Regions from separate parts of the Homo sapiens genome. Here region 1 is linked to region 2. Evidence: read pairs that join two places in POLR2A ChIA-PET (ENCODE). Cell type or tissue: GM12878. All regions are shown on one strand. Each heading gives the region's core, and the rest is flanking DNA. Links, peaks and the distances in the headings are about the cores only.

The links. Peaks named below come from ENCODE experiments on the same cell type or tissue, not always from the same donor. Only the 100,000 strongest peaks of a DNase experiment are listed, where the experiment ranks them.
Region 1: POLR2A ChIA-PET joins it to region 2 with 5 read pairs; 2 of 35 experiments call an interaction of 5 or more read pairs at or near these places.

The regions. Positions count from the first base shown.
Region 1 is chr5:107,811,196-107,816,579 of GRCh38, reverse strand. No RefSeq gene overlaps it. Among named protein-coding and RNA genes, the nearest start is that of EFNA5, 140 kb to the right of the region's middle. RefSeq lists enhancers at 2,897-3,096, 3,814-3,913, 4,014-4,123. In GM12878, for the core only: no CTCF peak of the experiment used is centred there; DNase peaks (open chromatin) are centred at 2,779 and 3,879; H3K4me3 peaks cover 834 bases; H3K27ac peaks cover 2,367 bases.
Region 2 is chr5:107,745,996-107,751,379 of GRCh38, reverse strand. No RefSeq gene overlaps it. Among named protein-coding and RNA genes, the nearest start is that of EFNA5, 78 kb to the right of the region's middle. In GM12878, for the core only: no CTCF peak of the experiment used is centred there; no DNase peak of the experiment used is centred there; H3K27me3 peaks cover 120 bases.

The DNA.
Region 1 (5,384 bases), core at 103-5,102, 65 kb before region 2:
CCCCTGAATTCTAATTCATTAATTTGATAAATTACACTTTAAAGTAGTCTAGAGCATGATACGTCACATGTTCTTTAAAGTCAGGCTTTGCAAGAAACCCTACCTCACATGCCAGTGACCTTACGTGACAGCAATAGCCATATTAGTGATTGTTGAAAATGCCATTTAAGGATGGCAAGAAAACTAAAATCCTTATGAAAGGCAGTGAAAGTTAATTTCCATAGACACTTTTCAAAATTAAATAGTTGAGACACCTTACATTTTTCTCATAATTCTAAAAATAATTAGATCACAATGTGGATTAATTTCTTGTCACATTTAATTTTTTAGACAAAAGCTGTTGTTCGATTATGAGCATCACAAAGAAAAAAAATCCCCAAATGATACCATTCAGACAGTGTTACTTCCCATTTTTGCCCTTGCATTTTGCTCTAAGAACTAAAGTTGAGGCATCCTAGAATTAGTATTGCAGACCAAGATGAGATATGTAGTCTGAGTCTTATTTTCTAAAAAAATAATAAGGCCATTAAACAATCAAATTGTTGATTAAGAAAGAAATCTTCACATTAACTCCTCACGACATTTCAGGTGATAGATTTGACTGTTCAAAAATCTTATTCTCAATGCCAAAAATATAAAAAATTATACATATAGTATCCTGGCAGCCATAATGGGCTATTACCCCAGGATACGCTGGTTGCCAGGATCTTTGACTCTACATTAAGAAAGATCTAGACTCTCACTCCAGCTTCACCATTCACTCCCTGAGTGACATTGAGTAAGCGCCTTCGCCCCTCTGAGGCTTGGTTGATTTGTCTGTAAAACCGTGAGGATGAAATGAATGCATGTAGAGTGCTTAGCACAGGTTGAAGTTCAGTTCATTTTAGAAAGCTACACCGAGGAAGCCATTCCGACTTTCAGAACATCACAAATTACTGTCCATGTGGTGTCAAAGTAAGACTTAAGGGTAACAGAATAGCTTTGAGATGGAGAAAGAATCAGACTTGCTGGGGACCATTTGAATTCCCAGGCCCCCAGGTTTTGGGACACTTCTGACTTAAGCTTGTGGAGACAGCCTTAGTTAATGTCATCACCTCAATGTCCTAGGAACTAGCCCAGCACCTGGCCTCTCGCCTGTCGTGGAGAAGCTCCTGAGAACAGGACCTAGGTCAAGGCAGCACCCAGGAAGCCTGCGGGTTTGCTGGAAGGCCCTGCTGTGGAGGGGATGCCTGAGGAAACGTTCAACAGCTTCAGCTCAGCAGTGAGCGGCTGGAAGACCAGTCCACGTGGGCGGGCAGCATCTGTTAAGGATGTCCAGACTCATTCACTCGCTAAAATACTCCCTGAACAGCTGAAGCAGAGGCGATCTAGCAGTGATGCCAGAAATCTGGGTCCCGTAAGCTTAAATGGGAGAAAGGATCTCCCCACATCCCTGCCCCCAGAGCCACCACTTTCTCTGCCTTCCTTATTCTGGGCCACTCTGGTTCCTCTTCTGCCACCAGACCTGCCACATGGCCTCTCCCAGACTCAACAGTCAGACTACCAGAGTTCAAGCCCCACTCCACCACTCATTAGCATTTGGCAAGTCACTTAATCCTTTGAGTCTCCGTTTACTCATCTGTAAAATGGGATTAATTAATATTACTTATTTCACAAGTGGTTGTTGAGGATTAAATGGTAGAATACAAAATTCTCAATAAACATTAGCTCTGATAATCCTTCAAGAAACAGTTACTTCCTGAGTGTCTAGTGCGTGCCCAGCAGGGTGCTGGAAACAGGGGATTCAACAGAGAGCAAAGCCAATCTGCGGATTGTGCTCTAGGAGAAGAGAACAGATGTCAATTAACAACCATACAGTGACAATGGTAGTATGCAGAAAAGGTTCACAGTTCCATCAGAATATGTAATAAAGGGCTGGGGAAGGTGTCCCTGAGAGTGTGATGATTTGGCTGACCTCAGAAGAAAGCATACTCAGCTTCTGTCCAGCCCTGTCTGCCAAATCCCTGCTGGGCCCCACTAAATCCTCAAAGACTGAGGCTGCCCCTCCCCAGCCTCAGGACTCAAGCCCTGATCTTTCCCAAAGGAAACCACTAACTATCTCTGGTGGTCTGTGTCCTCCATGCCCTCTGGCTTCAGCACTGCCGGTGAAATATCCAGATGGTGGTGTTAACCCTGGAGGGGGTCCAGGTCCAGCACTGCCAGGGCAGAACTTTGGAACACTTTGTGCAGGGTCCCTCAGTGGCAGCTACAACTATGCACTTCCTGTGAAATGTGCGGGCATGTTGGGAAATGCTTGAGGGGTCCATGGTTCAAGGATGACTCTTTGATAGGAGATTTAAACTATGATCTATTTGAACATTCGGATTAGGCCGCGTGTGGTGGGTCATGCCTAATTCCAACACTTTGGGAGGCTGAGGTGGGTGGATCACTTGAGACCAGGAGTTCGAGACCAGCCTGGTCAACATGGAGAAACCCCTTCTCTACTAAAAATACAAAAATTAGCCAGGCTTGACGGCAGGTGCCTATTGTCCCAACTACATGGGAGGCTGAGGCACAAGAATCGCTTGAACCTGGGAGGCAGAGGTTGCAGTGAGCCAACATAGTGCACTGCACTCCAGCCTGGTGATGGAGTGAGACTCTGTCTCAATAAATAAATAAAAATAAACTTTCAGAATAGCCTATGTGAGGAGAACCAAGAAGGGGTGAGTTCTTTAGGTGACAACTGAGATCTGAAATTTCAGCATTAGCTTGTGGTTACTGCACACTTTGTTCAATGGTTTCATTTTCTCATGTCTAAGTCCTCTTCCCCAAGCCGCATGCCCACTCCAGCATGCTTGAGCAGGTCCCCGCCTCCCACACTATACCTGCTATGCCAGGGGGACCTGTCCACTGTTTCTTAGACCTGTGGGAACGTGGGCATCTTCTTGCCTGAACTCCTGCTATTCCTACAGCCTAGATTGTCCTGTGTCCTCTCTGTAGACTTCCACGACTCTCTACCCCAAAAGCAAAATTGACCTTTCCACCTTCTATAACATCTACTGGCCTTCTACTTGTCTGGGCTGATCAAGGCTGGGGATAACTCTGCATTCCCTGTGCCTAGCACATAGTGGGCACTCAATAAGTTCCTGTGAAATTGACTTGACTCTCTCTGCCCATACCTGCAGCTATAATACCCTATCAGCTAGAGCTTCTTCTTTCATGAAAACCAACAATATTTAGAAACAAAGCACCATTTCTGTTTTGTTATCTTCTTATCATGTATTGGCTTCCAAATCTTTAATTGTTTCCTGTATTTTCTTTATCCTAAATCCTACCCTCATTTGAACTCTGAACACATTGTTGGAACTTTGTAAAAGTTAATAATAATACATTTCATCCTATATTTATTTGTCCAAAACTATTTTCGAATATGTACATATATAGTTAGAAGCATCACGGAGTCCCACAGATATTTATAATGTTTGACTCACTCCAGAAAGATTCCTGGGATTTTTGCTGGGTCAGCCATCTGGCCGCTGTACTGTGGGCTGCCTGGTGTCTCACTGTGGTGTCTCCCAACCTTCCATTCCCCTGTTTACTTGGGTGACAGTTTGCTTCAGTGGTCAGATCCAGCCCTCAGCCTGCTTGATCCCTTCTCCCATGGAAGTCAGTCCCTGGCTGGTTTCAGTGGGCATTGTTGAGGTGGCGGCCATATGTCAGAGGTAGGGAGTGGAGAGGAGAGAAGAAGAGAAAAGGGGAGCTCCCAGCTGCATGACTGTCAGGGGCTTCTAGTGGGGGATTCTGACAGAGTCAGGAGGTGAGAGGAGGACCAGCTGCTTAGCAGCTATTTATAAGACTGTCATATGGGGAAGTGTGTCTGGCCGGCAGAAGCGAAGGGGGGTGGCGGACTGAACTGGCTCCTTATTTAGCTTTATGACACACACGCAGCCCAACTGTGAGAACCCACTCTGTGTGGAGACACCTGGTCAAATCTGCCTCCGCCAGACGGTGGGAAAGAACATTGACATTTCTCAATGGAATTGAAAAATGGCAGTGCAATTGGGTTTTCAGTAAGAACAATAAACTTTTTTCCATCTTGCTTTCCTTCCTTGCTGAAACTCTTAGGCCTCCCATCAAATAGACTAGTGTTACCTGCAGCCACTGCCCCAGGGGTGCAGGCTTCCACCAGAGAGCCCTGCAGTGTTAACCAGGAAAGAGCAGAAGTGGAGTTAGACCCTTCTTTCAGCTGGGCAGGAGCAGTCAAAGGCTGGAGATTTCTACAAAACCAGCTAAGCCGTGGGAGACAGAGTGACTGCTGGTTTCCTGGAGTGGAGAGAGGTTAATAGTGTGGTGCATTTGGGGTCTGTATGGGGACCAATGTTATTTAATGTGTTTATTATTGATTTGGAAGAGCGAATGGATACTAAGTTAGTGAAGGCTGTGGAGGGCACTAAGTTATTTCACTTAGTAAACACCACAGAGAGTTGCGGAGAATTCAGGAAGGATTTTCCATGGAGTTAAAGAAATTAGAAATAAAAATGTCTCGTTAGATGATGTACTCTGTCCCACTGGGCCAGCAGAGAATTGTTGCCGACAAGAGAAAATATTTCCTAGAGTTTAATTCAACCTCAGTTTTTAAATGCCTTCAATGTGCTCACCTTCTTTCTGGGAATATGGAAGTTCTGTCTGTTTCCTAATGCCTGTCTCAAGTTTTTCTTTTTAAATTCCTCCTATTATGCCTCACAGTTATACCACAGGGATGGGCTCTCTTTGTGGCTTCTCAGTATTTCATTTTCTGTACAACACCATGAAGGCAGGCCATTAACATTTCTTCTAGCCAATTCTGCTCCAAAGTAGTTCTTTCATCTTTTCTTAAACTGTTTTGTCATTATTCGTTCTTCCTAGTTCCCAAATCCTGGTAGCTGCCATCAGCCCCCTTTCAGATTCAGAAAGTAGTCTGATTCCTAGACCTGGTAGATTGTCCTGATGGCCCCAAAGGGAAGAATATTATAGAAATACAGAAATAGTAGTTAGACATTTACCTATTCACATGTCTGTCCAATAACATGGCCTGTGGTTGAAGCTCAAAGTCGTAAAAATCATGTTTGTCAAGTGATCGTATTGAAAACCCATTTCCAACTTGCCATCAGGCTCATTACCAGCATTCTTGAGTTCCAAGTATTGACCCCTAGCTCTAACTATTTGTGTTTCAGCCCTACTATCCCCCAGCAAACTGTTTTGCTGCTTTCAATTTCCAGAACAGGGAGTTACAGGCTCCAGTGAAGCTGTATGGAGCATTTCTTGTTGTTTAAAATATTCTTGAACATGCCGAGAGATGGAGCAGCTTGATGAGAGATGGCTCTTTACATAAATGTAAAATGAAAAACTTAATTGGCGCTTCTCAT
Region 2 (5,384 bases), core at 79-5,078:
AGTTCTGAAGACATCTGGAAAACAAAGTTGGTTCAGTGGGTTTTTGCATTACATGTGGTTTTATAGCCAAAGTAATTTAACCTTCCCTTTTTCTCTTCACAGTGGTAAACTATTTTCACAGTGTCTCAGGATTTCTTTATACACTATGCATGTCTTATTCAAGTCCTAAGATACCTTTATGTATAACTCAAAGTAAAGATTGTCATGCCCCACTGATTTCTATCATCCAAACATGTTGCTGAAATTCCAATTATGATGGCTTTTTCTGATTTAGCCATATAAATTCAACCCTATGGTTTGGATTTTTAAATCTCACTATTAGCATAGAGAGAGTTATTAATATATTTTACATTAAGCTATATCTAACACTTGGTACTGAGCTTGTTGTTTTGCTAGGAATAGAGCATATGCCTCATTATCCTTGCTCCTGGGAATACAAACTTTTCTTTAAAAAGGATACACAAATGCGTGCACACGTGCGCGTGCACACACACATGTAAACTCTGATACAAGTACATATGTAATTTTAGCATCCTGCACATTTAACTGACTCTCAAAATGGCTTTTGTGAAAATGGCTTTTTTTCTGAAGGTAAATTGTAGAAGAAGAAAGGAAGGGGCAATGACCCAGAGGAAAATACACTCTGTATTAACCACTGGCTACAAACAGACCCTCTGTCACAAGTTCATCAGGTGATGAGAAATATATTATAGCTCAAATAGAACATGAATATATTAGTTGATATAAATATTGTCTTGAAGATATGAAATTAAATACCAGAATTTTCTTTCCTGTATCAATTCATTTTATTAAACAGACACCATATTTGTGAGCTTGGTGGCTTTGGTTGGAAGCATAATGAAAAAAGATTAGTACATTCTCAGTTTAATTTGATAAAGATCACATAATAATGGTGACAGGTGGAGCCACGTGGGGGTGGAGGCAAATTGGTCTTCTGTCCCAGATGTCAAAGACGTGCTGCAGATATCAGGGAAATGTCTCATGGTTGGGAAAGGTCAGGGAACTCAGCAGGCTGGTCTTTGATACCTAGGGCTTTCATTTTTAATTAAAGAACATAACTCTGGTGAAAAGTCATCATATCATCCTATTTTATAGAAGCCTTGGATGACTGCTCTGTGAAGGAAATAATGATTGGGAAAATGCCTAACATAGTGCCTAGAAGGTGCTATATGTCTAATAAAATAATAAAAGTTGACATTTATCGAGTATCATCTCCGTGACTACTCACATCTCTATTATCACCAGTTTGCAGAGGAGGAAACTGATTCTTAGAGCAGTTTAAAATCTTTCCAGGGTCACAAAGCTAGGATGTGATGATCCTGGAGAAGCAACCAAACTGTCTGGTTTCAGACTGTGCATCTATCCACTCACAATGCCATGTTCTCAGAACCTTCCTTTCTTCTTTAGGTGCAGATCAGATAATTAACTTACATTTTCTGAAAAAGCTGTCTCAATACTGTGTGATAGAATGAATCACTTCTTTCCCTACATGTAGGATCTCATTGGAATAGATAAAAAGCTTGAATAAGCCTCATCTACAGCATCTTTTCTTCCATACAGGATACCACCCTGACCCCCAGTGCAGAAAGATGTCTTTTTCCCTGCATTGACAACCTGTTATCATACACCACAATTTTACCAACTTTAGAGTCTGAAGACTTCTCCTAATGCCTTTTTGGATTTTTTGTTGCAGTAGCCCAAAAGCATTTGTCCTACTCTTAAGTAGGAACATGAAACAGCTTCTCACTGTCACTCACTCATATAATAGTTTTTTTTAAGATACTCAGAAACTAATTGCTAATATTTTCTGCCCCTGCATTTTCTTTTCTACATCAAATAATTCCAGTTCCAGCTCCTCTTCCTCCTCCCTCTTCTTCTTCCTCCTCCCTCTTAATATATAAATTACTTCCACAAAGGGCCTACTTCCAAAAGTGCTAATCATTCTAATTCCCATCCTCCAGATTTTTCAACATCTGAATATTCAGTGGGTGTCATGAAGGCATCATCATAGAGTACTGAAATTACGGCATCTGGGAAAAATTTTAAACAGGTCCACAGGAATGTTTTCTGTTGTTTTACAAATTACAGGCAAAAACCTAAAGAAAATTATAGTTTTCCCAATTCTCAGATGGTATTTTGTCTAATCTAATGCAAGACAAAAAGTGGAGTAGTTTATATTGTTTATCTTGTATTGGAAAGATGTAGTTATTTTGGAAAAAATATTACACTCTCTAAATTTAGTAATTATTCACACTTGTGTATTTGAATGTATAACATAAGGCCATGTCAATGGACTATAGGAATTCAGAAGAAAGAAGTTGCCCTCATTTAAAGGAACGTGGTAAAGCTTTGAAGAAAGGTAACATTTGTGAGGGATATAAAAGAATAAGTAGTATTGTGACATAAACAACTTGGAAGGAAGGAAATTCTAAATGAAAAAGTAGCATAATCCAATGCTTGAAGAAATGAAAACACCTTGGAGAAGAGGAAATGGTTCCTTGTTGTGTCATTCACTAGTTGGTGTGTCAAAAAAAAAAATTAGACAGTAGGTAATAAGGCTGGAAATAAATATTGGAGTTAGATTATTTAAGATTTTTCAGCAAAGGTTGAATTTCTTTTAGGAAAGTAATTCCAGCAACAGAGTTTAAAATAAACAAAGAAACTAGCAGTAGGGAGGTCAGTTTTAAAATTGATGAAATTGTAATCACTGGGATTGAAATACATTGAGTACTTTTTGCATGCCCAGGGGAGAGTCAGGAGTATACATTTTAACATAAAAAGGACATGGTTCCATAAGGATGAAAAAATAAGAAAAGATCTTGGAATCTGTGATTAGATCATCGACTGGCTTTGAAGAAACTTTATTAGAAGAATGGAGGAAAGTGAGCAGAGGTGGATCAACAGAAGTGGGACATGGGAAAAGGACATGATGGTCACAGCATGTTTTCTTGTTGGTTGGTTTTTGGGATATGAGACTTATATAGCTAATGCAGAGAGACAGATTAAAGAGAAAAATAAATGGGATCCCCAAGTGGGGTGGGAAAAAATGACAAAGATGGAGACATGGTCTTAGAGGAAAGAGTAACAAAGTCAAATTACAGAGAGATTTTTGAGGTAGAGAGGAGGAAAGTTCAGGGATCTCATATTGTCTGACAATTCTTTTAGTCCACTGGATGTGGAATCATTTATGGGGAGTGAGGGGAACAAATGGTGCCTGAACTTATAGGAATGAAGAAGATTTGGCATAATCTTCATGGAGAGAGGAATAAAGGGTTAAGAAATAAATTGCTGAGCAGCAGTGAATGTCCAACCAGGAAGGGTAGATAGCACAGATGTGTAATAAGCATCTGCAGGATGTTTGATGTAATGACAGCAAAACTTCTGATAAATTCTTCATTTGCCTTGATGATAATTTCGTTTTTCAGATGTAGAGGAATGGATCAGGGGATTAGTAATCTCTTCTTAATTCTGATCAACAAGAAGGGGAAAATATTGCCAATAATGGGAACTGTGATCATTTTACCTGAATGTGTGTAACACAGATAATCTGGATATTAGAAAAGTCAGTGCTGGAAAGTTCTATGAGCTCCACAACGTATGCACACAAGAAGGCAAGAAGGGGCCATAACCATGGTAAATATGAAAGAGAAGCAAAAATGTATTTAAAAAGTAACACAAAGACCCAGCTAAGAATAAATTTGGGCAGACATGACAACAGGAGCATAAGGGAAAATAATTTAAGGAAATTGACAGTATATCTCTTATATCAGTGATATGATGTGGTCAATGTGAACTTTGACTGCATACCTAAAAGGAGTGTGTACGACAAAGAAGAGCCATCTTATTGGATTGAGTTTTGGTTGCCATGTCCAAGAAGATGTTAAATGTGACTTCTGTGCTTCTCAGATTTTTGCAACAGACCCCAAACGCCATGAATAATACAAGAGGTATCAAGTCCTTCTACATCCCAAATGGAAATGCTAGATCACTTTTGTGGAACAGCTAATGGACAGTAAATCTGGTTTTGTTTGCATGGGCCTATCACTCACTTCAATGGGAGAGAAAAAAGAGGAACATTCTCCACTCCTTAAATCAAGAGAGGGACGCTTAGAACTCCCTGAGAGCTTTGTTCTTATCTCCTGGAGTTTGGAGCAGAGACGCTTAACACCTGCCTCATCCCAGAAGTGTAAGATGGACAACTGGGTTCAGGGACCTCTGAGAAGTACAGCAGAGAGGAAAGGATAATGTTGGGAGGAAACTGGGAAAAAGCTGTCGTGTCCTGCAGTTCACCTGTGGGCTCAGCTCACAGGAAAACACAGGCCTAGAGGTGCAATGTGCCCCCAAACCCAGGCCTTGTAAGTGACCAGCCAGAGGATAAACCACTATCTAGATCAATGCTTCTCAAACTTTAGCCTGCATTAGAATTACCCTGGGAACCTGTTAAAACAAATTTCCTCAGCCACACCTCCTAGAAATTCTGATTCCTTAGGACTGAGGTGAGACTCAAAAATGTGTATTTCTAACAAGCTCCTAGGTGATAATAATTGTGTAATTTACGGACTATACTTTGAGAAGAACTGGTTTAGATGTCATCAGCAAAGCACCTCAAAGAACATATAATGGTGTCATGTAAAGGAGAGAATCAGCTTTGTATATCCATTATACTTCGAAGGCATCAGCACTTTTAACTGTGTCAGCCACGTTCCCATAGTCTCTTCTTCCTCAGCCCAGCACTAAGTCATGGGAAACAGCAGCCAGTGAGAAAAGGAGAAACAGCTATGAAACAATAAATATACAGTCATACTCTGTCCCCCAACTCCAGGCTTCTGAGACTGGGTCAGATCTTGGCAGGAGGGGATAAGCCCTAAACTGGACATATATTTGGAATGTTGAGCAAATTGGGATGGACCGAACTGGAGTTACAGAGTTATTAGTTTTTAAATGTCTAAAAGGACTACTCTTATTTCCCACAATAGAAAAGCTATGGGGTCTCTTTCAAATTTTGGACAAAGGTAGAAACAGAACTGGTTTGAAAACAATGGATAAACTAATAATGTTGATTAATCAGCTTATTGAATCAACCAATCGCAAATGTCTTAATAATGGTAGACTCTTGGCAGGTCCACAGAAGTGCAGCCAGTATGATAACACACTGGAAACCTCAGCAGAGAAGCACCCATGCCAAGAAATAAGGAGCTCCAGCCTGCAGAAAATCTAGGGGACATAATGACACACTGAAAGTACTAAAGGGTTTTATTGTCAACAAAGGATTAGCCTGCATGGCTGCAGAGGCTGCAATTAGCTTAAGTTAGTGGAAATTAAGGGAGGGGTCTGCTTGGAGTCAACATAAGAAGACAACAGCT